Linked DNA regions of Mus musculus: regions 1 and 3 are each linked to region 2. Evidence: chromatin loops called from intact Hi-C (ENCODE). Cell type or tissue: heart. All regions are shown on one strand.

Region 1 (5,000 bases), 910 kb after region 2:
TCCCGGATACAGAGAAATTGTGGGTCGGCTTGGGGATCGGCTGCTTCCATTCTTCAGAGGTCAGGATTGTAATTTTGGTGTGAATCCCATGGTGCAATTGTCAAAGTAGGGCTTTGATTTGGAATCAGGACTTCTTTCTCTCCAGGTGAAGACTTGGAGGTTGAGGCCCTGTGGATGCCAGGTAGAAGGGATTAATTCGTCCTCAACCAAATACTAGAGTGGTTAGTCAAGCAGGCCCAAGGTTTATATCCTGGCTTCCTCTTTCTGGCAGATCAGGGACGAAGCTGAGTGTCCTAGGCTCCCAGGCTCAGATGCCCCTTGGGATCCCCAGAGTCTACAGTTGTTCTCTTTAGCCAGGAGCAAAGGCCTAGAGCTGGACAGACACAGACACAGGCTCTGCAGGTGGGGATTCTGGGAAGATCGTGTTTATACTTTGCTAGTTTGTTCTGTTCCTTTTCTAGAAACCTCTGCAAATGCAGGTTTTGGGTTTTTTTTTTGTTTTTGTTTTTGTTTTTCCTTTCAGGTCCTCTATTTGCATCGCATCGATGTGACTTTAATTGCAAGAGACAGAAAGGGAGTAAAAACCAGGGTTCTGCTGAGAAGCCAGAGATCTTAGACAGAGGACCAGCCCCTGGGCGATTGTAGGCCACACACATTCCCCCACCCCCACCCCCATAAGGTGCAGAGGACCCAAACTGAAGACTTGTCTCCCAGCTTTGGTCTAAGCCTCAGGAATAGGAGACAAAACCAGGGGGACCGGAAAGAATTCTTTAGAACAGGGTACCGACTGATGGTGCCATCTGGTTTTTCACATGCCCCTACCACCAGCTGCACCAGTGCTAGGATCCCAGGCAGCCCAGTATTGGCACTTTTAGAAATTCGATACCCCGGCACTTTGGTTTCCTGCTAATGACCTGGGCTCTGGTTTCGGATTGCTGAGTTGTCTGGTCCCCAGAGCGGTGGTTTGTCCTCCCCAGGACCCCAGAGCCAACCCTGGACTTGTATTCTTTCACACCAGCATTTTTCTTGGCCTCACCAAAGTCTCCAAGTGTCAAGGACACTATGGACACCAAACTGACCCTCGGGTAGACCTTCCTTCCTTCCGGTCACCTTTGTGGGGCTGTCATTCATTTATCTCAGTCCCCAGAACCAGCATCTTGTAGGATTTTTTTTTTTTAAATCTCTCTGTGCCTAGAAGAGGCATTCTTCACCCTGGCAGTAGCTCTAGCTATCTCCCAGTTCTCCCAATCTGGCAGAGAGCCTTGGGAAGAGCAGGTTTGGAAAGACAGTGCCATAACCAAACAACTCAGGAGCCACCACACAGGAAAAGCAACCCCTCTATCGGCCCAGCCCAGCCTGCTCTCCCCAAGGTCAGCTACTCTGAGCTCACTGGCTATTCTATAGGGCTATTTTTTGAGGAGCCCGTGAAAATTACACAGAAAATGTAGTTTACATGTGCACAGCCTTCTGAAAGGGCAGTAGAAGTTCAGATTCTCGGAGATGTGTGATCCTAACCAATGACCTACTCACACACTGCTCAGGGGACAATAACCAATGGGGTTTAGGAACATTTGGACTTAAGATTTAAGATGGTGCCTTCAGCCTGGGGCTTGCCTAGGTTAAATTTAACTTTAGCACACACACACCCCACTCCCCACTTCCCACTTCCCACTCGTAGCGCCTGGTCTTAGCCTGCTTATTTTAAATGGGAAGGCTGAAGGAAGTAGGTGTGTTCGGGCACTGTATAATTAGTTGATTAATCAGTTATATTAACTTATCAGCCGAATGATTATGAGCAGTCATTATCACCCTCAATGAGTTCTCTGTTAATTTCCTGTTGGGAGGGTCACCCTCTCTAGGCTATCCCAGGCAATAAAAAGCAACTACTTTTCATAAAACAAAATTACTTCTCACTAGAGGCCAGGGTGGAAGGTATAGGAAACTGTAGGGGAGGCCCTTTTGTGGGGAGATTTCTGGGGTCCCGGCTTGGGACTGGGTGGAGTGGGGGGGATGTGGCTTCAATGTTCACCATACTGTCAAGGTTAGCCAGGTTTCCTCTGCTCCATGCCCCCTCCAACCCTCTCAGGACATTCTAGTTTTCTGTTTGATGGTATCTTGTTTGATGACAGCCTTTTCTCCTGCATCCCACGTGGACCCCTCTCCCCACCAAATCTCAGTGCTCTTGCGTCAGACTCTTCCAAGTTCTGGGATCCCAAACTTTCTCCACTAAGACATACATGAGGGGTGGGGTGGGGTGGGGTTGGCTTTTGGGAAATACCTGTGTGGATGTTGGAGGAAGGCTACTCTGGGGCCTGGGGGAACACCTGTATAGAAGTCAGAGCAAAGATGAGAAAAAACAAAAACGCAGGAACACTTTCAGTGATATGTAATTGGCTCCCCCCCCCCCAAGCCAAGCCTGCACAGAGGACCTCGAATTAGGAAGAAGGTAGAGGCTAGCCTGGGTGTGTTTTCTACCTTTCTCCACTACTGTGTAATTTTTGACTTATCATAAAAAAAAAAAATCCATGACCATCTAAAGAAACGCTCAGGAAACAAAGGGGACATCTATGGTCCGTTTTTCTTTATTTCCTTCTGATTACTGGGGAGGAAGGCCTCTTCGCTACCCCACGAGTAAGCTCAGCCCGGCTGTATCCTGCTCAGCCCCAAGATTTGTTTCAAAAATACCATCCATGAAATCGGAAGCTGCCTGCTTGACTCAAGAGACTCCAGCCTGCCCACCAGACACCACCCATTTCTCAAGACAAATGCCACACCAACCTCTCTTCCACTCCGAGCCTGCCCCCAGGATTTTCTTGAAGGCAGGTCATAAAGTGTAGGTAGGTGTCTGCCTCTCCAGATGATGAGGATACAGGTCCTTTGCTCTGTCTTTAAACAGGACCACTTTGGAGATGACTGGAATGGGAGCGGCACCCTCCTGGCGCTTCTCGATTTCTTCAGGTTAAAACAGGACCGGGCAACCGACAACTGCACTCTACCTGAGCTGCTTCTGGGTTCTTCCCTTGGGAAAAAGCTATGAGCAGTTGCGGCCAGCGTGAGTCAGGCGCCCATGGCTTCGCTAAGCCGCTCCTTTGCTGCCATCTGCTGGTTGCACCGGAGAAGTTCACGGAGATTTTTCGAATGCAGAGAACAAGTCTCTTAAAAATAAGAAAGAGGGCTGGGGGTGGATGGTAGAGCTTGCCCCTAGATTCTATGCCAAGTTGCACAAAAATAAAGTAAGGGAAGGAGGGAAACATGGTACTGAGGCACAAAGATACGATGTAGAATAAAAACAACAGGACCTGTTTTTGTACCTTGCTACAATATTGCTTTGGTACCTTGATCAAGTTGTGTAACATCTCTTATGCCATGAGGTGAGTGTATAGTGCCGGCAGAGCAAGCTTGGCAGCTGAGTGTGAACCTCAGAAGACACGTTTTTAAAAGTCGGATGTGGAGGAATGTATCTGAGCTCACAGCACTCCTACGGGGAGATGGGGCGTGGGAGTGGAGGTCAGAACTGAAAGTCACAGTCTGGCCAGCCTGGGGTACTTCATAAGCTGCAAGGAGACTCAAACTCCCAGAATCTGTCCTCTGAGCTATATCCACATGCTTACACTCACATACATTGTATACATACTTGTTAATTAAATTATTCTATTAATTATTTTTATTATGATTAATTGATTTAGTTATTAATTTTGTCATTTAATTATTTTTATCGATTTATTAGATAATTAAAATACTCCAAGGACCAGCATGTAACTTGATGGCAGAGAATTTTTGGAGCTTGTGTGAGGATGAAGATGACGGTCTTGTAGGATGAATGATGCCCAGGTTGTACCTTTCTGCTCATTGTCTCTAAGCTGTCCTTGGACCACTGGGTTCCTGTGGATGTCTCTAAATGATTATCCTTGACTCCCTCTTTCACAATCCTCGTATCTGGAGCTCATCAAATTCACTGTCTGCTTCACCTCAAACTTACCAGTTATCCAATAGTGGGAATGATCCCAAAGTCCTGCTCGGAAGCACGTTTCAAAAAGTCCTATGATCATAGAACAGCATCATCTTCAGTGGCCTCCTCGGACAGGAGTGACCTGGCCTCTCCTTTCTCAACTGCACGCCACCCGACTCTTCAGAAGCAAGCTATTTCAAGGCCAAATTGTCACCTTCCTTCTCCCAGTGCTCCCTCAGCCTAGGTTTCAAACTTGGGCACTGGTGACAACTGGCTGGTTCTATGAGCTCAGGGATGTCCTGTCTATGAATTCAGGAAGGGGTAGTGCCATTTAGCTCTGGTATCTGCCCACTAGACAGACGCTTTGGGAGACAACCTAAGATGTCTTTGGATGCTGCCCTGAACCACGTTGACAGCATCAGCCCTGGTTAGGAGCCACTGCTTGAGTCCGAGTCCCTCAGGCACGCCCTCTTGAGGTCATCATTGGCACTTCATCCAGAATGCCTTTGCTGAACTTCAGGACTGGGCTGGGACTCCTGTCCAGTCCTGGTTCATGATGGGCCAGCCGGAAAAAAAAAAAAAAAAAAAAAAAAAAAGGTTTCCTGTAGGAGTGTTCAATATAAAAGATTACCCTCTGCATCCCGGTTTCTCCTTTTGCTTCAAACCATTTGTCTCTCTAGCACGCCTTGTTGTTCTCCCTGTGGGCACAAGGAGACACTGACAGGGTGGACAGGACATGACCTACAGGCTGACAGTACCCACCACTTGCTTTCACACTGATAAGGAAGGTTACATTTGGTTGATTGGTTAGTTGGTTCGAAGGCAAGGTCTCCCATAGTCTAGGCTGACCTCCGATTTGGTGATGATTTTGAACTCTATCCTTCTGCTTCCATGTCTCAAGTGCTAGATCATGGGCATTTGCTACCATACCCAGTTTACGTGGTGCTAGGGATGAGACCCAGAGCTTGTGCATGTGTGCTAGGGCAAGCACCTTGCTAACTGAGCCAAGTCCCCAGCCCTGCTTACAGTTTTTTTTTTTAAGATTTATTTA
Region 2 (5,000 bases):
GAGAAGCCACGGTAACAGGAGTGTGAGGCAGGCACCTGCAGTCAGGAAACAGAGGGACGCCTGTGCTCAGTTTGCTTCCCCCTTTTCTCCAGTTCAGGGTCCTACCCTCAGGGACGATGCAGATCCACACGTAGGGTGGATCTTCCCTTGTCAGTTTATCTAAGCTGAAAACTCACTCATAGGTGTGCCCAGCGGCTTGTCTCTGTGTGAGGCTAGATCCCGTTGACAATCAAGGCCACCATGCAGGGAACTTTCTTTTTCATGTATCTCCCTGTTCTAGAACATTCAAGAGTAGGGACTGTATGGCGCGCAGCCTTCCTCAGCGACCTCACGTGCTTGTGTATACTTACCTTCCCTCCAGTGTCTTTCCATACCCCCCCCCCCCCGCAACTCATTTCTTTTTTGTTTGTTTGTTTTTGTTTTTGTGAGACAGGGTTTCTCTGTGTACCCAGGCTGGCCTGGCCTGGCCTGGCCTGGAACTCAGAAATCCGCCTGCCTCCGCCTCCCGAGTGCTGGGATTAAAGGTGTGCGCCACCACACCCAGTTTAGCTCATTTCTTTAAAGTCCTGAGTGACGTCAGTCCCTGCTAGATCTCTCCAGTTTATTCGTAGCTTTACTTACTAAAGAACACCTTGGCTGTTTTAAGTGTTTGGCAGTTATGAGTAGACCCATTCTAAGCATCCACGTGAAGGCTTTATACAATGGACAGGAGTATGAGTTTTTCTATACTTAAGGGCTGGCAAAACGGCTCAGGGAAAGGGCGATTGCACCCAAGCCAGATGATCGTGAGTTTGATTCCCTGGAACCCACATGGAGGAAGGAAAGAACTGAGTTCCAAAAGTTGCCCTCTGACCCCCACGTGAGTGCCAAAGCATATGTCCACCCTAAATATAAATTTACATATGGAGTTTATTTGCTTGGATGATCTAATGTATTCCAGGTTAATCTCCAGCTCCCCGTGTGTAAGGGTTACCTTGAACTTTATAAACCTCTTTGGTCTGTATGTTTTCATGGGTGATGTTTCTATTAATGTCTTTGGCCCATTTTAAAAAACAAAAAAAAAAACAAAAAAAAAAAAAAAAAAAACCAAGCTGTCGATTGACTTAACTGGCCTGGGGTAGCACAGAAAGTATTTTGGTTCCTGGTTTCTGAGGATTCAGTGTTTCATGGTGGGGAAGGTAGTTAGAGTTGGCTCACCTTTGGTGGTGGGAGCTTGCGACTTTAGGATAAACGTGGCTCCTCCCGTGACTGTGCCTGAGGCGTGAAGAGCTTCGACCAGAAGCTGAGGTGGATAGAACCGTCAAGGCCTGTCCTTCATGAGCTACTTCAGCCAATGAGGATCTGCAGGGCACATTTATCTTTATCTGAATGATAAATAAGTCAGAGAACACAGAGACTGGTATTGAACTCCCTGCCTCCACCTCTGGATCACAGCCTGAGACAGGGTTTCTCTCTATAGCCCTGGCTGACCTGGAACTCACCCTGTGTACCGGGCTGGCCTTGAACTCAGAGATCTGCCTGCCTCTGCCTCCTCGGCGCTGGCATTAAGTTTAGGCTTGTGGCCGCATAAGCATCTTCCAAATAGCCGCTGTCATGGTGCCGCTGTGCCTGCTGTAGGAAAATCAAGCTGCCTGCCGCCAGCTCAGATCTCTGCTCCCCTCTTCCCCTCCCTCTAACTCTCATGTTAGTGATGGGCACAGCATTTGGCCCTTTCTCATAGGGTCCTTCTTCCCAGGCTCACACGAGGTGGGTCTGCCATAGTCCACCCAGAAGCTCCCATTAAGGCCACACACTCAGCTAACCTAGCGACACTGTCACACACTCACTGGTGAAGCCCTGTGTGACTCAGGAGGGGTCAGGCATTCAAGGTCATTCTCTACTATATAAGCAAGTTCAGAGTCCAGGGCTAGCCTGGGCTACAAGAGACTGTCTTCTCCTCCTTCCATACCCTTCACTGTCCCCTGCTTCTCCCTCTCCTCCCCACTTCCCCTTCCCTCTCCTCTCCTGTGTCTTTCACTATCCTCATCTCTTATCAGTGACCTGTCCCTCCCTCCCTAACCTGACCTCCCTGAGTCGGAGCTGAAACACCCATTGGTCTGCTATTCAGTGTTTGGTCATTTCCTCTGCTGGTCCCAAATTTCCTCCATTAGGGGACTCGTCCCTCTGTGTAGGTCTTGGGCAGTTGGAAGGGGCGCTGTGCGTCAGAATTCCAGGGAGAAGGACCTTCTCAGATCCAATTAGGCTGTAGGGTAACATCAGAGGAGCAGAGCATCCCCAATGCTGTCGCAGGGTCACAGGGTTACAGGGTCAAAGCATGGCTCTTACTGAATAATAGATCCGTGGACACTAATGGCAGGCACCACGAACTAAATAGACTCTGTAATTTCTAGATGTTTCAATGCCTCACTGTGGGGTGAGGTAGGGGTGCGGATCCCACTCCCCCTTCGTCGGTTTCCGTGGTAGCAGCCGCTGTGGAGGGCATCTTTCTCAGTCTCCTGTCCTCCAGTTTCTTAGCCTAGTTCCTTGTGGAGATCCTGCTTCCTTCCGACCCCAGGGTCTTAGCTCTACATTCCAGGACGGTAGCCCCGAGTTCTTAGGAGCGATGCAACCTCAAGTCCTTGAGTCCCGCACCCGCATCAGGTGCATCCATCCATCTAGCGGAGCGGAGCTCGTGTCCTTCCACATGTGGCCAGCAGGTGTCGCCACAGACCGGGCAGCAGCCGAGCTTTGGCGCCATGTCACCTGGGCAGCTGGAGCCTGGGATGGTGATGAGGGGGGCAGACTGAGGCAACCCAGGTGAGACCTGCAGAGCTAACAGTGTGCTAGTGTGGTGTGCAAGGCCCTTTTTGCTCTACTGGGGTCGTAAGGACCCCGAGATAACGTTCCCAAGTACCCACTACAGAAATGACTTGAGAGGATCCGAGAGGCAAGGCTATTTGCTCGAGGCCACACAGCACTCAGCAAGCAAGGGGCAGGCTGGGTGAGCTGATGCCATGAAGGGGAACGTGCAACTTACCCAGGGTCACACTGTCTGTTTGTGGCCAAGCCAAGGCTCGAACACAGTCTGGGTTTGTATTACTGTTTGTTCAATTATTTTTGAGACAGGGTCTCACTGTTTAGACCTGGCTAGCCTGGAACTTACCATGTAGCTCAGGCTGCCCTGAAATCTCTGTTGATCCTCTATCCCAAGTACTAGGATGACACCATTCTGATTGTATGACTATTTTTGATTGACAGCCCACAGCTGTATCTGCTTGCAGGACACAAGCCCCGATGGTGTGTCCTTACCAGCACCCAGGCTGCCTGTGGCCAGTGCTTTGTCAGCCTCAGACAGCCTGTCACTGTCCTCTGAGGACTTTGTAAACTGAGACTGCGGAGGGTCTGTAACTAGTCTTGTTTCCTGGAAGGCAGACCCTCCCACCCTCAGCAAACCGCCTCTGTCCAGGTCCAGACTCTTGTGTCTTTCCCATCCTTTCTCCCAGTGTGCTGTGCTTGCACAGGGAGATGTTGTGTGTCTCTGAGCACCCAGCGGACTTCTGTTTGGGCTCACGTTCTGTGGTCTTCCACCTTCTGGGTACTCACCAACTAATGTATGCTGGACACGCCCTGGATTCTTTTCAGTACCGTGTGTGTGTGTGTGTGTGTGTGTGTGTGTGTGTGTGTGTGTGTAAATGGGACTCGCCTTCAAGAACACACATGGGGTCAGCAGTGGGCTTCATGTGGGACAGGATCCTGCACTGTTGCTCTGCCCTGCAACACTGCATTCCTAGTATTTGGACATGCCTGTAACCTTTGCACAATGACAAGATTGGCTCCGTTATTCACTTCTAATTCAGACTTCATGCAAATGTGTTTTATTATTTATTCAAAATTCATATTTATCTTATTTTACACATCTAGGTTCTCTCCCTGTATTACATACAGTATTTCTGGGTGTCATGTGTGTGCCTGGTGCCCTAGGACATCACAGAAGGGCATCAGATCTGCTGGAACTGGAGTTACAGATGGTACCGACTACAGAAGCCTACTAAAGAAGATGGCTGAGGTCCTGTGATGCCATTGGTGTCTGAAAGGTGCTGCCCCAGGGAGCCCCCGTTCTACAGAAGGAAAACGGCACCTGCGACCCAACGACTTAGGGATCAGACTTGGCCTAGCTTCACTTATACAGATGGGGAAACAAAGGCCCATTGAGCTGAACAGTGAAAGCCATAAGCTTGCCGCCTCCCGCAAGCTCCTCTGGCTTCAGTGCTGGGCAGTTGCACCCCTCATGCATGGGTGTGGGGGCACATGAGATCTCTCAGGGGACAGCTGATCCTGAAAGATCTCTCAGGGGGTAGCCTGACATCTTTGGATGCCCATTGCCATGTCACGTGGTATCCACCACCCATGAGAGTGGCTGACCCTGTATCACCTGCCCACTAACCTCCCAGCCCTGGCTGTGACCCACACCAGCTTCCATGGGAATGAATGCCCATTTGCTTGCTTTTAACTCTGTGGCTAGAGCTGGGGTGACCACTAACCACTGCCGTTAGGGGCTGCAACACCGGCCCTCGGCATTTATGGCTTCTGGGTCTGTGGGCACAAGAACTGTAGATTGGAAATAGGAAATTAAAAGGCTGCAACTACTGACTGGCCCAAATGGAGACCCATCCCATGGGCAAGAACCAATCCCTGGCATTATTAATGACACTGTCAGGATGGCAGATAGGATCTAGTTTACGGGTCCCCCAGCAGAGGCAGAGACCCACAGGCAAATGTTAGATAGAGTCTCGTGGAAGAGTTGGGGGAGGATTGAGGGCTCCAAAGTGATTAGGAGCCCCACAGGAAGACCAACAGAGTCACCTAACTTGGACCCTTGGGGGCCCCCAGAGACTGAACGGAAGAGCAAGCATGGGCTGGACCTAGACCCCTCCTGCCCCCCTTCCCCTACCCCCTGCCCCCCTCCATATGTAGATGTGAAACTTGGTCTTCATGCAGGTCTCCCAACAACTGGAATGAAG
Region 3 (5,000 bases), 930 kb after region 2:
CTTCAGTCTTAAGTCTGGCAGAAAACCAGGTTAAACGTGGACCGCAGGCCCCACCCACGCCTCCACCCCAATTCATACCTCCCGGAGACGCCTCCCTGTTTCTGCTTCTTAGTCTTTTACAGTGGTTGGTCCAGATGCAGAGAGAGCCCGCTCCCTGACTAGGACGAGGCTGGGAATTGAATTTAGAGTCTCGTGATCACAATCACCTGAATCCCATCCCATGTCCGCTTGTAGGTGTGACTCAGCAGTAGAAAACCTGTGCGCAGGCGCAAGGCCCTAGGTTGGCTCAACACTGGATAACTAAATAAACATTGAATGAAGTTTTTATTTTATTTTTTATTTTTGGTTTGGGGTGTGTGTGTGTGTGTGTGTGTGTGTGTTGTTTGTTTGCTCTTTTATTTTGTTTGTTTGTTTGCTTTAAAAACATCTTCACCGTGACAGAGAGTACAGTCCGCTATCGGTTAGACTAGGTTGAGTTCTTCCTTCCTTCCTTCCTTCCTTCCTTCCTTCCTTCCTTCCTTCCTTCCTTCCTTCCTTTCTTTCTTTCTTTCTTTCTCTCTTTCTTTCTCTCTTTCTTTCTCTCTTTCTTTTTTCTTTCTTTCTTTCTTTTTTCTGCTTACAGTGAACTGGAGTCATCTCTGGAATAGGGGAGAAGCAACCTTTTATTTTCTCGGATGTCCATCGACCATGGAACCTGGGGCAAACAAGGTCATCCTCTGAGCCGCCAATTCTCCTCTGTAAAATGCAGTGCTCAGATGTGGTGCCTCCGCAGAAAGACCTAGACCTAGCGGGTAAGAGAGGCCGAGAGCGCAGCCCAGTGGTAGAGTGCTTTCCTAGCATGCCTGAGGTCTGGAGTCCCTTCTTCAGTCCCTAGCAGAAAACAAAACAAAAGCTCAAACAAGAGCTACCAAAGGGGATGAGGTGGAGAGGAACATGAAACAAAATCCCTGGACAAGCCAGGGGGTGGCTCAGTGGATAAAGGTGCTTGCCACCAAGCCAGAGGACCTGAATTCAATCCTTAGGACCCACATGGTGGAAGGCAAGACTCTCATAACTTGACCTCTGATCTTCACTCGGGTCCAGTGGTACACATACTCATGCACACATAGACAAAATTAATTGATTAATTAATTAATTGGACATTGACCTCCTGGGACATATCTGCTTGTCTCTGTCCCCAGTGCTTTTTACACTGGTGCTGGGATTTGATCTCAGGTCGTCTTACTTTTTTACTACCCCTCCACAACTCCAATATATCCAGGCAGTGCTCAGTCTTACAATCCTCCTGCCTCAGTCTCCACACCCCGATTGCTTTACCATTTTTCCCCTAAAATATCTTAAAATTATTATTTGACTTTATGTGTATGTGTATGTGTATAGATCTTCTGCCTGGGTAGCACGTGGCTACCTGGTGCTGGAGGAGGCCAGAAGAGGGCACGGCGATGTCACACATTTTAATCCCTGCACTGTCTAGGCAGAGACAGGTGTCCAAGCCCGCCAGGACTACATAAGGAGACCCTGTCATAAACAAAACAAAACAAAACCCCAAAACCAAGGGTCTAGAGAGATGACTCAGTGGTTAAGAGTGCTGGCTGCTCTCCCAGAGGACCTGGATTCACAGCACCCACACGACAGGGGACAACCATCTGTAACTCAGGTTTCAGGTGACGTTGCACCCTCTTCTGGCCCCCATGGGCACTGCATGAACACGATGCATAGTTGAACATTGAGAAAGTCAAATCTTGTGCTGCTCTAACTACGTAGTATAATTTGAGATCCAGTGTTTGGAGCCAGCAGTGCTCTTACTGCTCAGGTGGCTCTGGTCACTTGAGAGTGTTTGTGCTTCTCACCTGAATTTTTTTCTGTCTCCCAAGTCCTAGGATTAAAGATCTACCAACCTCACTGGTCTCAATCCACTCTCCCATGGTGTTGTAAAGTAGCCACCATAGCCAGGCACAGCGGTGCTCATCTGTAATCCTAGCAAGTGCGGGAGGCCAGGGAAAGGAAGTTCAAGGGCAGCCTGGATACTTAGCAGACTCTGCCCTAAAACAAAAGAACAGAGCCCTGGGGTAAAGTGTGAGCAGCTGACTTTGAATTCCCCAGAACCCACACAGCACCTGGGGTATCAGCAATCTCAGTCCCCAGGGTGAGGTGGGAGGCAGAGACAGAAGAATTCTGGGGAGCTGACAGGCCAGCTAGGCTGCAGCACAGTGGCCACCAACAAAAAGGACCTGTCTGAAACAAGGTGGCAAGAGATGACCGAATCTGAAGTGCACACGTACAGACACGTGCACACATCTACACACATAAATGCACAGGTGTGCGTGTGTGTACACACACACCACACATACACACACATTACTGCATTCTCTTTACACCAGCAGCAAGTGACTTCACATTCTGCATCAGGGTTCCCCAGCCTTCTTGTTTTGCCTTCCGTGGAGTGCAAACCCTTTAGAGTAAACAGTTCCCTTCGGTTAATGCCCTGCCATTGTTGGGTCTTCATTTCCCCCATAAACATGCAGACATGCAGGACTTTGCTCAAGTCTCCGCGCTTTTTTTTTTTTCTTTATGAACTTGTTGTGACAAACATCGAGCCCTCCTTCCTGAACCCCGCTTCCTCTTGATCCTGTCTTTGCCGGACAGCGCTTTACACAGTGTCCTTTACTTTTTTTTTTTTTTTTTTAACGACAATGCCTTTGGCGTAGTCACTGGCCATTATCTATCGTTTCTTAAGGCTTAGAAAGGTTAATGAGTTGTTCAAAGTCACACAGCCAGCTTTATCTGATCCCAGAAAAGTCTGGGACTCTTGAACAATTAGCTTTGCTTAAACCAGGAGGCGCCTGCAATTTCCTGCGGTGGAGGACAGGCAGCCACCACCGACCGACCTTGGGTCGGCAGACGACGCTGGGGCTCTGCTGCCCCCTCGTGGCCATGAGCGGCCACGTCAGCCTGCACGTTCTGAGTATGAAGAAGAAAAAAGAGTGAATTTGAACAGTTGTGTCTTGCTTCCAGAAGGCTCCACTGAGAGCACACATCAGCCGTCACAAGGTCAGCTCCAGGTCATGTGGCTCACTATAGTAAAGGTTATTTTCTCCGTTTGTTTATTTAGTTCTTTGTTTCATTGTCGTTATTTGTTGGAGACAGGGTTTCACTTTGGAGCCCAGGTCGATCTGGAAATAGGTGTGGCCCTGCCTGACCTTAAACTCTCGACAATCTCCTGCGTCAGCCTCTAAAATGTTGGAATTACAAGCTTGGATTACCCCATTCTTGCTGAGGCAGGCCGTTTTAGCTGTACTGATATTTCACTTGCAAGCCCACTGGTACAAATCGTGCACGCTACATCTGGAGTAAAACCCAGGGGCTCCCCAAATGACTGTGACTGGGCCAATTAAAAGCTTTCTTCCTAAGTTGACATTATTTATTTATCCGATGCATGGGTTTACGATGTAGGCCAGGCTGGCCTCAACCACAGAGATCTACCTGCCTCTGTCTTTCCTTAGCGACGGGATCAATTATATCCAACACCACGCCCACTTTAAAATATTTTTAGGGGATGGAGAGATGGCAGCTCAACCGTTAAGAGCATTTGTTGCTCTTGCTGGGGACCCAAGTTCGATTCCCAGCATTTTCATGGTAGTTCACAAACATCTGTAACTACAGTCCTAGAGGATCTGATATCCTCTTATAACCTTCATAGGCACCATGTGGTATACATACATACATACATGCATACATACATACATATATTCATACAGGCAAAACACACATAAAATGAATAATTTTACAAATTAAGAACAAAATAACAAACTATATAAACAAAAATCACTTAACTACATTTGTTTATTTATTGTGTGTGGGTGCCTACACACCACAATGCTTCTGTGGTAGTTAAAGGACACCTTGCAGGAATCTGTTCTCTCCCTTTTACCCTGTGGGCTCTGGGGTTTGAACTCCAGCTGCTAGTCTTGTCAGCAAGCCCCTTTACCTGCTGAGCCATCTTGCAGGCTCCAACCAAAAGCTTTCTGTTGCTGGCTTCTGTGAATGGCTCTAGGAAGATCCTCCCATCCAAAGGACTGTGTCCTTAGGTCCTGGAGGGAAACACTACTCTCTCTTAGTTTGGAGGTGCTGGGCTGATGTGAGCATGACATGACCCAGAGAAGTTCAGCAAGAGCTCAGAATGAGGTCAACAGCAGATGCCAGTGAGTTAAGGCAGCTCCAGAGCCGACTGGATACAAACCAGGGAGGCCACGACTCTTCCCAGACTGTTTGAGTTTGTTTTTTGTTTGTTGGCTTTTCAAGTTACAAACACTAATGTGCATAGAAAATCAGATGAGGGGGCTGGAGAGATGGCTCAGCAGTTAAGAGCACCGACTGTTCTTTCGAAGATCCTGAGTTCAAATCCCAGCAACCACATGGTGGCTCACAACCATCCGTAATGAGATCTGATGCCCTCTTCTGGTGTGTCTGAAGACAGCTACAGTGTACTTACATATAATAAATAAATAAATAAATAAATAAATCTTAAAAATAAAAGAAAAGAGGAAGGAAATCAGATGGGATTGCGAAGAGATTGACTATTAATAATGATACAGCAATGTCATCATGCTAATAATTACGGATTTTTTTTCGAATGGTTGCATTTGCTTCTGCCTTCTTCTCCTCCTCCTTCCCCCCACATCGCTGTTTAACAGAAGAGTGCTGGTGTGGCAGGCATGGGCTGTGGCTGTGGATTTTATCCTTGGACCTGTGACATCGGGGCCCACCTCAATTGTGTGTCTTTCTGCCTTTGATTCTCCACCTGGTTTATCTATGGGAATTCAGTTTTACAGTGATTTAAAAAAAAAAAAAGCTCTCAACTCAGCGAGCAGATGTTACAGAGCCCCGTTGCCCTCACAGTTGTCTCTCTGGGTTAAACTGCATGTCCCTCTGAACCCCATTTTCCCAAGCACAAAACAGGCAGGGCAAGCACCCAGGACGTGCAAGGTTGACCTGACTTA

What was found. Hi-C counts contacts between places; a loop is a spot of excess contacts. Peaks named below come from ENCODE experiments on the same cell type or tissue, not always from the same donor. Only the 100,000 strongest peaks of a DNase experiment are listed, where the experiment ranks them.
Region 1: a loop joins it to region 2, with 5 times the contacts of the local background. A loop is called at or near these places in 35 of 42 quality-filtered maps.
Region 3: it touches region 2 in a loop (5-fold over the local background); 18 of 42 quality-filtered maps call a loop at or near these places.

Annotation. Positions count from the first base shown.
Region 1 is chr5:119,688,230-119,693,229 of GRCm38, forward strand. Tbx3os2 (T-box 3, opposite strand 2) reads right to left here and starts at 2,989. Exons shown (of 3, transcript NR_040416.1): 1 at 2,779-2,989; 2 at 1-168. In heart, CTCF peaks have their summits at 3,101 (motif pointing left) and 4,439 (motif pointing left); a DNase peak (open chromatin) is centred at 2,982; H3K27me3 peaks cover 4,163 bases.
Region 2 is chr5:118,779,064-118,784,063 of GRCm38, forward strand. No RefSeq gene overlaps it. Among named protein-coding and RNA genes, the nearest start is that of Gm42015, 62 kb to the right of the region's middle. In heart, no CTCF peak of the experiment used is centred here; a DNase peak (open chromatin) is centred at 2,688; H3K27me3 peaks cover 3,156 bases.
Region 3 is chr5:119,710,144-119,715,143 of GRCm38, forward strand. No RefSeq gene overlaps it. Among named protein-coding and RNA genes, the nearest start is that of Tbx3os2, 21 kb to the left of the region's middle. In heart, a CTCF peak has its summit at 1,675 (motif pointing left); a DNase peak (open chromatin) is centred at 2,888; H3K4me3 peaks cover 741 bases; H3K27ac peaks cover 462 bases; H3K27me3 peaks cover 815 bases.